Regions from separate parts of the Homo sapiens genome. Here region 2 is linked to region 1. Evidence: chromatin contacts called from ENCODE Hi-C or POLR2A ChIA-PET data. All regions are on one chromosome and are shown on one strand. Each heading gives the region's core, a stretch centred on a gene start or an enhancer-like site at or near the end of the contact. The rest is flanking DNA. Distances are from core to core; before and after follow the strand shown.

Region 1 (3,103 bases), core at 604-3,103:
TCCATTCGTACCCGCACATCTCCGGGCCGGTTTAAGTCACGCGGGCCAGGCTATTTCCACTTCACTCTCCTGTTTCTTCAATCCCATCCTCTGCTGCATCACGTTTTCTTTCTCTGAGAACCCAGCCCTGCAGGAAGAACGTTGATGCTGGGGTCCTTTTACTGGAATGCTAACGCCAGAGCACTTCCCGGGGGCGCTGCAGGGCGGGCTGCGGGGCGGGGCCTGGCGCTGCCACCCGGGTCTCCCGCGGGGGGCGCTGGGCCTGGGGAGGCTGCGCTGCGGGCCTGGGGAGCGCGCGGCGCACGGGTGTCGGGGCCGGGGCTCGTGGAGACGACGGGCCGGGCATCACGTAGGCGCTCGTGGCGGGCGGGGCGGCGCCCACAGCGCCTCAACCTGCGGCACCCGCGCCCGCCCCGCGCGCTCAAGGGCGAAGGGAAGGTCACCCGCGCAGTGGGCAGGGGGTGCATCCCCGCTCCAACCCTGTGCAGTGCGCGGCCCCGAAACGGGAGGAAATCCGCCATCCGGGCCTTTCCACGCATCTGCGGCAGGAGGAACCGGGAAAACAAAAATCAAAACCCAGCTCGGGGCGCGCCGCGTCTCCAGCCTGCGCGATCGCTAAGGCTCCCAGGTTGCGTTCGCCTGGGAAGCGCCGATCTACCCGCCAGGGATTGCACGGATCGGGACACTCCATCATCCGGGCACCGGCGCCCCCACGTGCACCCGGGGCCTGGGGCGCGCCGAGTCTCCGCCACCTTCCGCTCTTCAATGTTAAATATCCTCCCGGCGCGCCCGCGTCCGTGGGCCCAGCCTCGGGCCCCTCCTAGAGAGCAGCTTCCACATTGCAGGGCAGGGAAGCCCGGAGCCCGCGCCGCGGCGCCGCTGACATCCCGGAGTCCCCGCTTCCTGATCCTTCCCGTCTGCGGAGGCTGGCGGGGAGGGCCTGGGACCCATTTTGGTTTTCGTTTTTGTCACGAGCCGGAAGGCGACAGCACATGCGAGCGCAGGAAACCCTTTTTAAAAATCTCCCAGCGGAAACGCGAGGGGCTGCCGGACCGCCCTGGAGACGCCAGGCGGGAACCCCGCGCACCCCCGCCGCGTCCCGCATTGCAGCAGCCAGGACCCCGCCCACGCCGCGCAGGGCACGAGGCGACAGGAGGCGCGCGGGGACCCAGCCGTTTCTTCCTCGACATTCTAGGGGGTGGCGTGCGGCGGAGTTGGGGGGCGGGGGGGCACTTAGGAAGTGATCGCGCTGTACCCACGCTTCGGAGGGGACGCCCGGCCCCGTCCTACAGCTCAGAGGCAGAACGACCCCCGAGGGCGCTTCAGGCGACTCCCTCTGCCAGGTTCCATTTAAAACAAAACCGAAGGTGGAAAACTCACTGATCTTCCGGATGGAGGTTCCTACCGCCATGTCCCTTCCTCCCCCGCCCCACCGGGCAAGGACCCCGGGGCTGCCTCGCCGGCTCATGCCGCCCCGCAGGTACCCCTGCCGCTTCCGGGCGCGGGCTTCTTCCCGGTTCTCCCCATCGCTTCCCCGCTCTTCTCCCCGGTTCTCCCCATCGCTTCGCCACCTTTCCCCGGGTCCCCCCCATCGCTTCCCCCCTCTTCTCTCCGGTCACCCCATCGCCTTCGCCCGGTTCTCCCCAGCTCCGTCCGTCCGTCCCTCCCTCGCCGCCGGGAGGGGGGCGCGCACCTTGAGCATCCCCGCCGCTGGTCAGCACGCCGATGGCCTTGCCGGCCCCGGAGAGGTGCTCCAGGAACTTCCGCAAGGAGCCCTTGGGGGCCCGGGAGTCGTCCGCGTCCATGGCGAGGAGGCCGAGGGGAGCCGCACGTCCGGGTGCGCAGCAGGCAATGGGGACCCTGCCCGCGCGCGCCTGACTCGGAACCGCCGCCCCGCCCGCGCCCCCGCCCGGCCCCAGCGCCAATGGGCGGTGACGGGCGGGGCCCGAGCGTATGGGAGGGGCTGCGGGGGAGGGGGCGCGGGCGCGGCTAGGGGCAGGGGCCGGGGCTGGGGCGGGTGTGGGCAGGAGCATCTACGCGGGGGTCGTCGTAGGTGGGGGCCGCGCTAGCGGTGCGGGAGGCGGCAGAGGCAGGGGTAGCGCCACAGGTGGGCGGGTCCCTGCTAGTGGGGCCGCATCGCAGGTGCGCGAGCCTCGCGGGTGGGCTGGAGGACTCTGGTTGGGGGCTCTAGAGATGACGGGAGCGCCACAGGTGGGGCAGGGGCAGCGTCCGGAGGAGGGGAGACCGCAGGGGGCCGGGGTCACATCGTTTGCGGGGCGCGCCAGGGCGGGGCGGGATAGAACGCCGGGAGCATCTCCCGGGGGGGCGAGGGAGACCGTGAGTGGGCGCGAGCGCCGGGGCGGGTGGAAACCCCGCAGTTGCGGGGAGCGCCGATGGCGGGGAGGGGTGGAATGGGGGCGCGGAGACCCCACCTGGACGCGGAGGCTCGCGGCAGGCCCGGCCGCTCGGGCCGTTGTGGGGGCCGAGCCCGGCCGCGCGCACAGCTTCTAGTGGCCCGCAAGATTCCTCCTGGGGCGGCGCTGGGAGCCTCGGGGCTCGGCTTCCTCGACCCCCGCCCCCAGGTTTCCTCTGCAGCCTGAGGTCGGGAAGGACGGACGGAGAGTGGATCCTCCAGGTGGTGGGAAAAGGTGAGCGTGGCGGGCTGGGCCATGACGAAGCTGCCATTTCCCGGGCCCATGGGGGCTGTGGTGCTCCTGGGCCCCCAGCCCCGCCCTTGGGGGGAAGAAGCCGTGGGGTGGAGGAAGGTATCGGGGCGCGACCCTCAGAGACGCCCTGGCGGCGCCCCGGCCTGGGCGCTGGAAAGTCAGAGTGGGGCAGGAGGAGGCGCAACAGGACTGGCCTGGCGGGGAGGCGGGGAGGCGGGAGGACCCTCCCTCCCCACGGACACGCGCGCTGCTGTACGCTCTGCCTGACCTCGGCCGGCTCCACTGGCCAGCTCCACGTACTGAAATACTCACATCCAATGCACTGTGCGGTTGCCCATCCACAGCTTAACAGCCTGGTGCCAGTTACCCTGCGATGGGAGAGGGGGCAGCCCCCATAGAAGCACGGGCTTATGGGACCCGGGTTCCTTCAGTGCTCA
Region 2 (3,103 bases), core at 344-2,843, 2.9 Mb after region 1:
ACACCATATATAACACTATGTAATGTATACATACTGTACATGCCACCAGATATATATACAAAACATAGATAACACCAGGTAGTGTATATACACTGTATATGACACCAGATACTATATACCTAACGTATATGACATTGAATACTGCATACACACCGCATATGGCAGCACGGTACCGTGCACATACTGCACAAAATACCGGGAACCGCGTAAGGGCTGTATATGACACTGGGTGCTGCATACACAGTGTGAAAGGATACTATGTACACACCATATATGACCCCAAGTACTGTGTGCACACAGTATATGACACCTGGTACTATACACACCGCATATATGACACCAGGTACTACATACACACTGTATGTGACAACAGGTAAGGTAAATATATTCAATACTATCCAGATACTACATACACTCGTATATAACATGGAGTACCACACGCACAGCTCATATGGCAGCAGGGTACCAGGCACCTACTGCACACAATACCGGGGGCTGAGTGCACAGCCTAAGCGAGGAAGATACATGTACACACCGTGTATGATAGCCGGTACGACACCGGGTACTTCGAGCACACTGCATATGACACAGAGTACACACCATATATAATCCCCGGTACTGCGTACCCACCGCATAGGACACCGCACTGCACAACGAGCACTGGTACACACGAATAAAACAGGTACGGCGGTCACTCTGCAAAAGACACCGGGCACGGCGCACACATCGCCAGCTCCTCCTCCTCCCGGCTCGGGAGAAAAGCGCGAGGAGAGACTGCAAGTGAAAGTCCGGGTCCCGGCGCCCCCCCTCGTCCCAGCCGCGTCCTCAGCAGCTTCTCCCCGGAGCTCTGGGTGGGAGGAGGGCGGCGGACCCCACAGGACTGTCCCGGAGGTCCGCGAGGACCTGTTGAGGCGGCGGCCTCGCTGCCGGGGTCGCTCACAGCCCCGGGGGACCGACGAATCTCCGCCCCGGGCCTCGGGGCCAGCCCTGCCCGCCGCTCCCGGGCTAGCACACGACGTGCCGCGCCGACAAACGCTTCCTCTCCGCCCGCCACACGCCCGGAGCCGCGTTCCCCGCCGGCCCGGACTGCGCACGGGCCCAGGAGGCCTGACCGAAAGCGGGGCACAGGGCCCGGCGGGCGGTGCTCACGCGACTCCGCGGCTTCCCGGCCCGAGCAGGCCCCGCGCGGTCCTCCGGGGCCTCATCCCGGGGCCTCTTCCGCGGCCGCCCAAGGCGAGTGGGCGCGGGCCGGCAGCCTCCGCAGGCCCCGCCGCCGCCCTCGCAGGCCCCGCCGGCCCGGCCCGCCCCGCCATCCACAAAGCTCCCCGGCAGCTCGGAGCTCTTCGCGAGCGGGCGAGCGACCGTCAGCACCCACTGGTGCCGCCGCCGCCCCAGAGGCCGCGGCCAGGCAGGCTCCACCGCGCGGGCCGCGCCATCTCCACGGACGCCCCCGCCCGCCCCGCCGCCCCGCCGCCGAGCTTTCCCCACCATTATGCTCCGGCTCCTCCACCGCCGCCGCCGCCGCGCCCGGCCCTCCCCTCCGGTGCCGCCTCCTTCCCGCCGCCCGGCGCCTCTCGGGCCTGAGCCGGCGACGGGCGCGGGGGGCGGGGGGGACGCTCAGGCCGCCTCCTCCTCCTCCCTGCCGGCCTCCTCCCTCCTCCCCGGCTCCCCCCCGCCCGGACCCCGCCGCCGGCTCCGCGCGAAGGGCTCCGGGCTCGAGGGGCGCCATGTTTGTAATACTCCACCTCAGAGAACGCCGCGGTCGCGCCTGAGCGAGGGAGGCTAGGCGGCCGGGTCGCCGCGTGCGGGGTGAGGGCCGGGAGGGCACCGCCGCCCGCACTTACTCGCGTCTTCCCCTGGCGCCGCGGGCCTGCGGGGCCGGAGCGGGCGGCGGGAAGTTGGGCGCCGCCGCCCGGGAAAGTTGGGTCCCCGCGAAGCCGCGGCAGCCGCTCACATGGCGATGCGCGCGGGGCGGCCGCTCGGCCCCACCGGCCCCTCGGCCCGCCCGCCCTCGGAGTTTATTGTGTCGGGTCGAGGCGCCCCGCGGCCGGGCCGCGCACTGGGGGCTCTAGCGGCTGGCGCCGGACTTGCGCGCGGCCGGCCCGGCTCGCGGCCGCCTCCCGCCCGGGGCCGGAGCCGTGCACGCGGCTCCTACCTTCCCCACGTCCTGTCTTCGGCGCCTCTATCCGAAATTTGTTGGAGCATATTCCTCTGTCTCCACACATGCACTCCGTATCCACACACACGTGAAGGCTACGTACGTGCAGGCGCGCTGGAGCCGGGAGCGGGCGCCGAGGCCGGGGCGCGAGGGGGCATTGTCAGGCGCCGCCGCAGCTCAGCCCCGGGTGGACCCGGTGCCTGCCCCTGGCTCGCGGGGTCCGGAACAGCGAAGTCTGAGAAGTACGAGTGCTTCTCTTAACAACATTGTTTAGGTAGTCTGAACAGCCCTTTACTCCTGTCATCAAAAAGAGCGGTAGGGATACGCTAAGTTCCCCGTTTCATCTCTGCGCAAACAGGACCGCGAAAAGAACAGGACCACCCATCAGCAGCCCTGCAAGAACACTGCAGATTTGCGCGAGAAGTAGGTTATCTTCTATGGAGAGGAATTCTAGACCTAATCAGAGACGATCCCTTAAGACTCTGGTTTAAGAAAGGTTCGGAGATAAGCATACTTTGATAGCGTTCACCTGTTTTCCCTGAGGACCTTTCGCCACTGGGAGTCGGGGAACACCTGTCAGTCAGAGTCCTCTGCTCTGAAATTCGGTGAGTACAGGACAGCAAGGTGTTTTCAGGGAGACCGCATTCTCATAACTTTTACTACAGTATAGTGTTATAATTGTTCTGGTTTATTATTAGTGTTGTTAATCTCTCATTGTGCCTGACTTCTAAATTAAACTTTATTATAGGCAGGTGTGTATAGGAGAAAACGTAGTGTAAGTAAGGTTCAGCACTACCCCGGGTTTCAGGTATCTATTGGCCGTCTTGGCACGTGTCCCCACCTGAAAAGTCATTAGGAAGAGACGGTTGTAGGAATTTGGGGATTCTGATAAAATATATCAATCTGCTTCTACAGCTGGTTTCTAAGACTGTTAGAATTTAGAAA

What was found. A loop is a pair of places that touch in the nucleus more often than their neighbours do. ChIA-PET counts read pairs that join two places held with the same protein, here RNA polymerase II (POLR2A). Pooled maps may share reads with other maps.
Region 2: a map with no recorded cell type shows a loop between it and region 1 (11-fold over the local background). The contact joins the promoter of ZMYND11 here to the promoter of PFKP in region 1. A Hi-C loop is called at or near these places in 1 of 37 single-sample maps with no recorded cell type and 6 of 50 pooled maps. POLR2A ChIA-PET finds 5 or more read pairs at or near these places in 1 of 52 experiments (activated CD8-positive, alpha-beta memory T cell).

Annotation. Positions count from the first base shown.
Region 1 is chr10:3,066,298-3,069,400 of GRCh38, reverse strand. PFKP (phosphofructokinase, platelet) reads right to left here and starts at 1,853. Exons shown (of 22, transcript NM_002627.5): 1 at 1,694-1,853. The coding sequence starts at 1,805. It overlaps LOC124902536 (wiskott-Aldrich syndrome protein family member 1-like), which reads right to left and starts at 2,831. Exons shown (of 1, transcript XM_047426132.1): 1 at 2,053-2,831. The coding sequence starts at 2,698. The coding sequence ends at 2,261. It overlaps PFKP-DT (PFKP divergent transcript), which reads left to right and starts at 2,468. Exons shown (of 4, transcript NR_160681.1): 1 at 2,468-2,648. RefSeq lists silencers at 135-334, 421-601, 1,015-1,194, 1,615-2,014, 2,025-2,124 and an enhancer at 745-814.
Region 2 is chr10:133,945-137,047 of GRCh38, reverse strand. It overlaps ZMYND11 (zinc finger MYND-type containing 11), which reads right to left and starts at 1,593. Exons shown (of 15, transcript NM_001370100.5): 1 at 1,489-1,593. RefSeq lists silencers at 2,166-2,344, 792-2,351.